Linked DNA regions of Homo sapiens: region 2 is linked to region 1. Evidence: chromatin contacts called from ENCODE Hi-C or POLR2A ChIA-PET data. All regions are on one chromosome and are shown on one strand. The core of a region is the stretch at or near the end of the contact, and the rest is flanking DNA. Distances in the headings are between cores, read along the strand shown. Region 1 holds the start of MYO5B (myosin VB). Region 2 overlaps MYO5B (myosin VB).

What was found. Hi-C counts contacts between places; a loop is a spot of excess contacts on that map. ChIA-PET counts read pairs that join two places held with the same protein, here RNA polymerase II (POLR2A). Pooled maps may share reads with other maps.
Region 2: a loop to region 1 is called in a pooled map, with 2.9 times the contacts of the local background. The contact joins the enhancer-like site here to the promoter of MYO5B in region 1. A Hi-C loop is called at or near these places in 5 of 168 maps with a recorded cell type or tissue (A673, GM12878, K562 and 2 more), 2 of 37 single-sample maps with no recorded cell type and 8 of 50 pooled maps. POLR2A ChIA-PET finds 5 or more read pairs at or near these places in 1 of 52 experiments (PC-9).

The regions. Positions count from the first base shown.
Region 1 is chr18:50,193,785-50,196,477 of GRCh38, reverse strand. It overlaps MYO5B (myosin VB), which reads left to right and starts at 1,331. Exons shown (of 40, transcript NM_001080467.3): 1 at 1,331-1,711. The coding sequence starts at 1,685. RefSeq lists silencers at 1,117-1,356, 1,417-1,656.
Region 2 is chr18:49,857,517-49,860,209 of GRCh38, reverse strand. The region is part of intron 29 of MYO5B (myosin VB); the gene reads left to right. Among named protein-coding and RNA genes, the nearest start is that of SNHG22, 45 kb to the right of the region's middle. Within about 2 kb of position 1,334, at least 10 of the 41 ENCODE cell types and tissues checked have a DNase peak (open chromatin) inside an H3K27ac peak, as active enhancers do.

The sequences.
Region 1 (2,693 bases), core at 82-2,581:
CTTGTATTTCTAACAGTTACCAGGTGATGCTGATGGTGGGCGTGGGGGGTGGGGACACACTTTAAGAGCTACAGGAATCCGGGGAAGGGAAATATGCAGAAAAACTTTTGAGGAAGAGAAAAAAATCCCTTTCTGCTCTTGCCACTGATGTGAAGAGTTCCATTTTTAGGTCCAATGAGAGCCGCCCAAGCTTTGGTCAATGCATTTGTCACCCTGGAAGTACCATCCTTTAGACTTTCAGAGGAGCTTTAAAAATTGGGATACCCAGGTCCCATCCTTCATTATATCAGAATTCCTTGGGTTGGGGCCTCTTCCTTGGAACGCTTAAAGCTCCCCATGTGACTCTCATTGTGGAGGTGCCCATGGGAAGGCCTGCACAGGTGAATTACAACGGGATCTTGAGTTCCAGGTGGGATGCCTCTGAGAATCACCTTCTGGGGCTCTTGAACAACTGCCCCGGCTGGTACAGATATATCTTCCGGTTGAGAACCACTTTTCAGGGGCCACCCCTGGGTCAGGGACAGATGTCAGCTTCAGAAGGGAGTGTCTCCTCTGACAGCCCCTCGTCTCCCTCCACAGACTTCTGGCAGTTTTTTTTTTTTTTTCTTGGTTGAAATTTCTACTTTTCACTGGAAGTAGGAGAGGAGCTGAAGTTGCTGCAGGCAGCCAAGTGCCATGGTCAGAGAGGGAACACAAATAAACGAGGTAGTGAGTGGCAAAAGGACCCGGAGTCTGCATGTAGACGAGACGGGGGTTGGGAGAACGTGAGACTTCCCGGAAAAGCAGAAGCCCTCTGAGATGAGTGGCCTGGAGTCTCCTTGGAGGCTGTGGGCGAAAGTGGACAATATTTGTACAGAAGGAGTTACGACTCCCACTTTACTGACAAGGATTTCCGCGCAGAGAGTTCAGTTTGAAGGAGAAGATCCCTGGTGTATGTATATCCAGGTCGCCTTAATAACGATCTACGAGTAACTGAATTTTAATCATGAAAGCGCTGAATACAGCCAGGTAAAATCGAGGGCAATGTCTGGGGCCTTCCAGCCATAGACGCTTCTCTTTTTTCCCCCCTCTCTGGTTAGTTCCTCTTCCCTTTTCTTGTCTGCACCGCGTTCATGCCGGACTCCGCGGGGCCCGGTGCGGGTGGAAGCGGAGCGCGGCAGGGCAGGTGCGGGCGCCGGGGCGCACCTGTGCCTGCGCGCGCGCGGCGTCCAGCAGGGGGCGGCCCGCGCCGGTCCCGGAGCTCCTCTCTGAGCGCCCCGCCCCCGGCCCGGAGGCCCAGGTGGCAGCGGGGGCGCGGGAGGGCGCGTCGGGCCGGGCACCGGCAGGGCTCAGAGGCGCGGCGGCGCACGGGCCGTCCGCTCTGACGCGAGCGGGTCCTCCCTCCTCGCCGGCCCTCGCCTCCTCCCCACACCTGGGAGGGGAGTGGTGCGGCGCGGCCTCCTCCCCCGGCGCTCGCAACTCCTGTCCGGCCGTAGCTGCGCCGCCGCGGCGGGAGTAAAGGTCGCGCCGCCGGGAGCGAGCCGGCCGCGGCGCCTGCGGGAAGCCGGCGGGGCAGGTCGGAGAAGAGCGAGAAGATCGAGAAACTCCAGGCCAGCCCGGGAACATGGCGCCAGGCGGGCCAGCCGCGGACTGAGAGCCGCGGGGCAGCCAGGAGCCGGGGCCCGAGCCCCGCCCGGCCCGGGCCATGTCGGTGGGCGAGCTCTACAGCCAGGTGAGCGCGGCCGCGAGGGAGGCGCCCCGGGGCCGGGGTGGCGCGCTCGGGGCCACCTAGTACTCAGGGTCGCCTTCTCCCTCGGCTACTGGAGGCGGGAGGTGACGGGAGACCCCCCTCCGCGGTGTCCTCCTCGTCACTGTCCTCGGAGTCCCTAACTTCGGTTGGCGGAGAAAGTTTGGCGGTTCCGGGAACGCCCGCACTGACCGGCCACCCGGCTCCTAGAGGTTCCGCAGCGCCACGGCTCAGCACCAAGCCAGGGCTGTCGCCCCCTCCCCGCCGCGCCCCTCACTTTCGTTGCCTGGGCTCGGCTCCAACCGAGTTCCCCGAACGGCAGGGCGACCCTGCCAGCTCTGAGCGCCGTGCGCGGGACGGGCCCCCGCGGTGCTCCCGCTGCTGTCCCCTGTCCCCGCCGTGGACCCCACCCCAGGGGCTCTGCGGCGCCGGCTCTCGAGGGCGCGCCTCCGAGGCGTCCTTTCCTCCCGCATACCCACAACAGGGAACCCTGGACTTGGGAGAGGTGGGGGTTCTGGACTTGGTGGAGAGGGAGGAGACAACCTGGCGTGAGGGCGCGGCGGCTGGATGGAGTGAGGGTAAGCAATGGGTAGAGGGGTGCGCCGTTATCTCCGGAGACCCCAGGGAAGAGCATTGTGAATTTGCTGGGGATGGATGTTTTGACGCGGCCTCTTTGGTACAAAGAGGGCTTCAGTGACTGCGGGGAGGGGGTTGGAGTAAAGTCGAACCGGGAGCAGGGTGTGAGTTTCAGGATGCCTTCAAGGTCAGAAGGGATGTGTGAGGCTGGGTGCTCCGAATCGGGAACAGGTGCAGCCCGGGCGGAGACGCCCGCGTTCCGCAGCAGTTGCTGTGGTTAAAGTTAGGGACAAGCCACCGCTTCCAGGGGAGCTCGCGGCAGCGCTGCAGCCGCCCGGGACCCCTCGAGTTTCAACCTGGAGTCAGTAGTGAGAGGGGCAAAGGCCTTTTC
Region 2 (2,693 bases), core at 85-2,584, 340 kb after region 1:
TCTGGCTCTTTGACAGTGCTCCTTTGATTCCTGTCCACTTCTACCCAAGCCTTATCAAGAGTGTAAAACTCCAAAGTGAGACTGGTGCATTCCCGAGGTCCCAGAAAACCTCCTAGCAGCTCCTCTCCATCCAGCAGGTCCCCGGCAAGACAGGAGGCCTCCAGGCATTGGCACCTGGGCTTGGTCGGGCGCACCTGGGGTTATTATTCACACCCGCCGCCCCCCGCCAATACACACACCAGGGGCCTGTCCGGGACAGCGGAGACTGTGTTTGACAAGGAACTGTGTGCAGTCTCAAGATTTGCTCGGAGCTGTTGGCTCATTTGACCTTGAGCCTCGGCTGCTGTGGGCTGCCTTGCTCAGAATGGCAAAGAAGGCGGGAAGAGCTAGCTTCTGCCCAGCCCCTCCCCAGAGGGCCCAGCTTTAACCAGTCCTGACTAAGAGCTCTTGGCTTTTTTCAAGGAGGTGATCATTTCCTTATGTTCCCCAAAGTTCTGCTGGTCCTGAGTTGGCAGCACAGTTTGGGTCTGCTGTAATTTCATGGCTAGGTCATATTAATCCACAAACTGTTCACCCTCATATGGCCAGGCCTAGGGCCTCAGATGTTTCTCTGTTGTTCCTGGTGTTTGGAGTGTGCCTTCCATTTCCCAGAGGTCCCAGGGAATATGCTAGGAGGTTGAATAGAAAGCTTGGGTATGAACTAAAGAAGTTAGGCTGTCTGTGGAGCACACAGTGGGCTTTTTAGAACCGGGAAACTGACCATCTCTGAGCTGGCAGGAATCTTGTCTGTTTCCCCAGGAAGGCAGGTTCTTAACTGTGGCGGGGCCATGGTTGATAGATCCTGTTTTTCCAATATCTTCACAGAGGCCAAGTAAATATTATCCTAGGCCTTGTCTGGCTTTTTATAAGATCTGGAAGAAACCTTTGCAATAAGGTTAGTAATTAAAGATCTGGAAGAAACCTTTGCGATAATTCAGTAGGCTACTTTCACTTTACCCGTAAAGAAAGAGAGGCCCAGGGCGTGGAGGTGATTAGCCCGGGCCACGGGCTCATTACAGGTGGGGCTGGGAGTTGCCCCAATGCTAGGTTCTCCAGCCAGTTTCCTGGATGCCGAGCCTCACTGCCCCCTGTGGCTGGAGACTGACTGCAGTGAGTTAACTTATCTCTGTGTGTCACAGTGGTCTCTCTGGAAATATTTGTAGATTTATTAATTGATATCAAGCACTTACATTTTCAACAAAAAATCCTGAGCCAAGTAGTTTGGGCTTTTTCTTTTCCCACCAGGAGGTGGCGCTCCCTCCCTGGCCTTGGCCCATAATGGCCTAAGTGGAGCTGGAGGAGCTCCTCCAGGGGTTCTTTCCTCTGGGAACCAACGGCTGAAGCAAGTTGGTTGACTGGTTTTTAGTTTACTCGTGTGTCTGATTTCCTGAGCACTGTGGGCTGCCTGGGCTGCACAGTTCTCTACTTTTATCTTTGTCAATAGTGCCTGGCTTGTTACAGAATTAAGAATTCTGGGAGTATGGCCCTGTGAGGCTGGTGGCCTGGGCATTCATTAATCCTAACTTCCTTGTGTGAGTCAGCTTCGCGTGCCCCACCCTAGAGAGCTCTGCAGTCTGTAGGTTTACGGGGACGACAGAGGTGAGGTGAACCTCTGAGACAGAGCCCCAGCAGCCCCTCCCTGGGGGGTGGGGGGCTGGAGGCTGGAAAGGAGCTTTAGTTCAAGGTCTGGAGACCCTGGGTCCTGGCGCAGGAGTCAGTGTCTCTCTGGTGTGGGAAAGGAGGTGGGTGGAGCCCAGGATCCCTGCACTTGTTCCCTTTCAGCGCTGATGCGCTCTACTTCCGGCCCTCCCCAAGAATCACTGCAGTGGTGCCTACAGTCCTCCAGTGAGCTGTGCCTTTGGGTTAAAGCACCAGCCATGAAAGGCCGTAGTAAAATGCAGGCACTAACATCTGAGACGGGATGATGCTGAGTTATGAGTTTGGGATTTGTTAAAGTCTATGTTGATGTTAATGATGGAGAGGTATAATGAGGCACATCGGACCCCCACTTCCTATCGTGGCCTGAAACAGTCTCTCAGGTTAAACATTAAAAGAGCCCTGGCTGAGGAGGAAGTCCCTTCAGATGGTGGGGGGCCTTAGGATTTTATTTTTGGTTTACAGATGGTTTGCACCCTGGGAATGAGGACGAGGGCATTACAGGTCCTCATTTAGGGCTGTTTGGATGCAGTTCTTGCTCCATTATTCCTGCCTGGAAAGCTGGAATCTGGCCTGCAGGAGGAGTACTCCAGGAACAGAGGCTGTTAGGAGCAGGGAGGTGCGGCAGAGTCCTGCTGGGGGCAGCAGGCCCCTACCTGCCCTCCTCCACCCAACTCTGCTGGCCCTTGAGTATCTCTGTGTGCCCAGGGCTGCGCAGGTTGAGGACCTAGGTGGAGGTGGAACATTGGACACACCTGACCTCCAGGAGCTGCCCTTGCTGGCATGGGGCAGACACTGGGTGACTTGGACACAGCAAAAGAGTTTGCATGTAGAGGGGTAAAGAGTTCTGCTTTCCCAAATTGAGTAAAAAGTGGTAACGCACCCCAGTCCCAAGGTCAAGGGGAGACATCATTCAGTTCTCATCTAGGGCATCACAAAACTTGTTTTAGCTATTGGAGAAAGACCCTGCAAGGAGAGCTGAAGTTAAGATTAGTTAA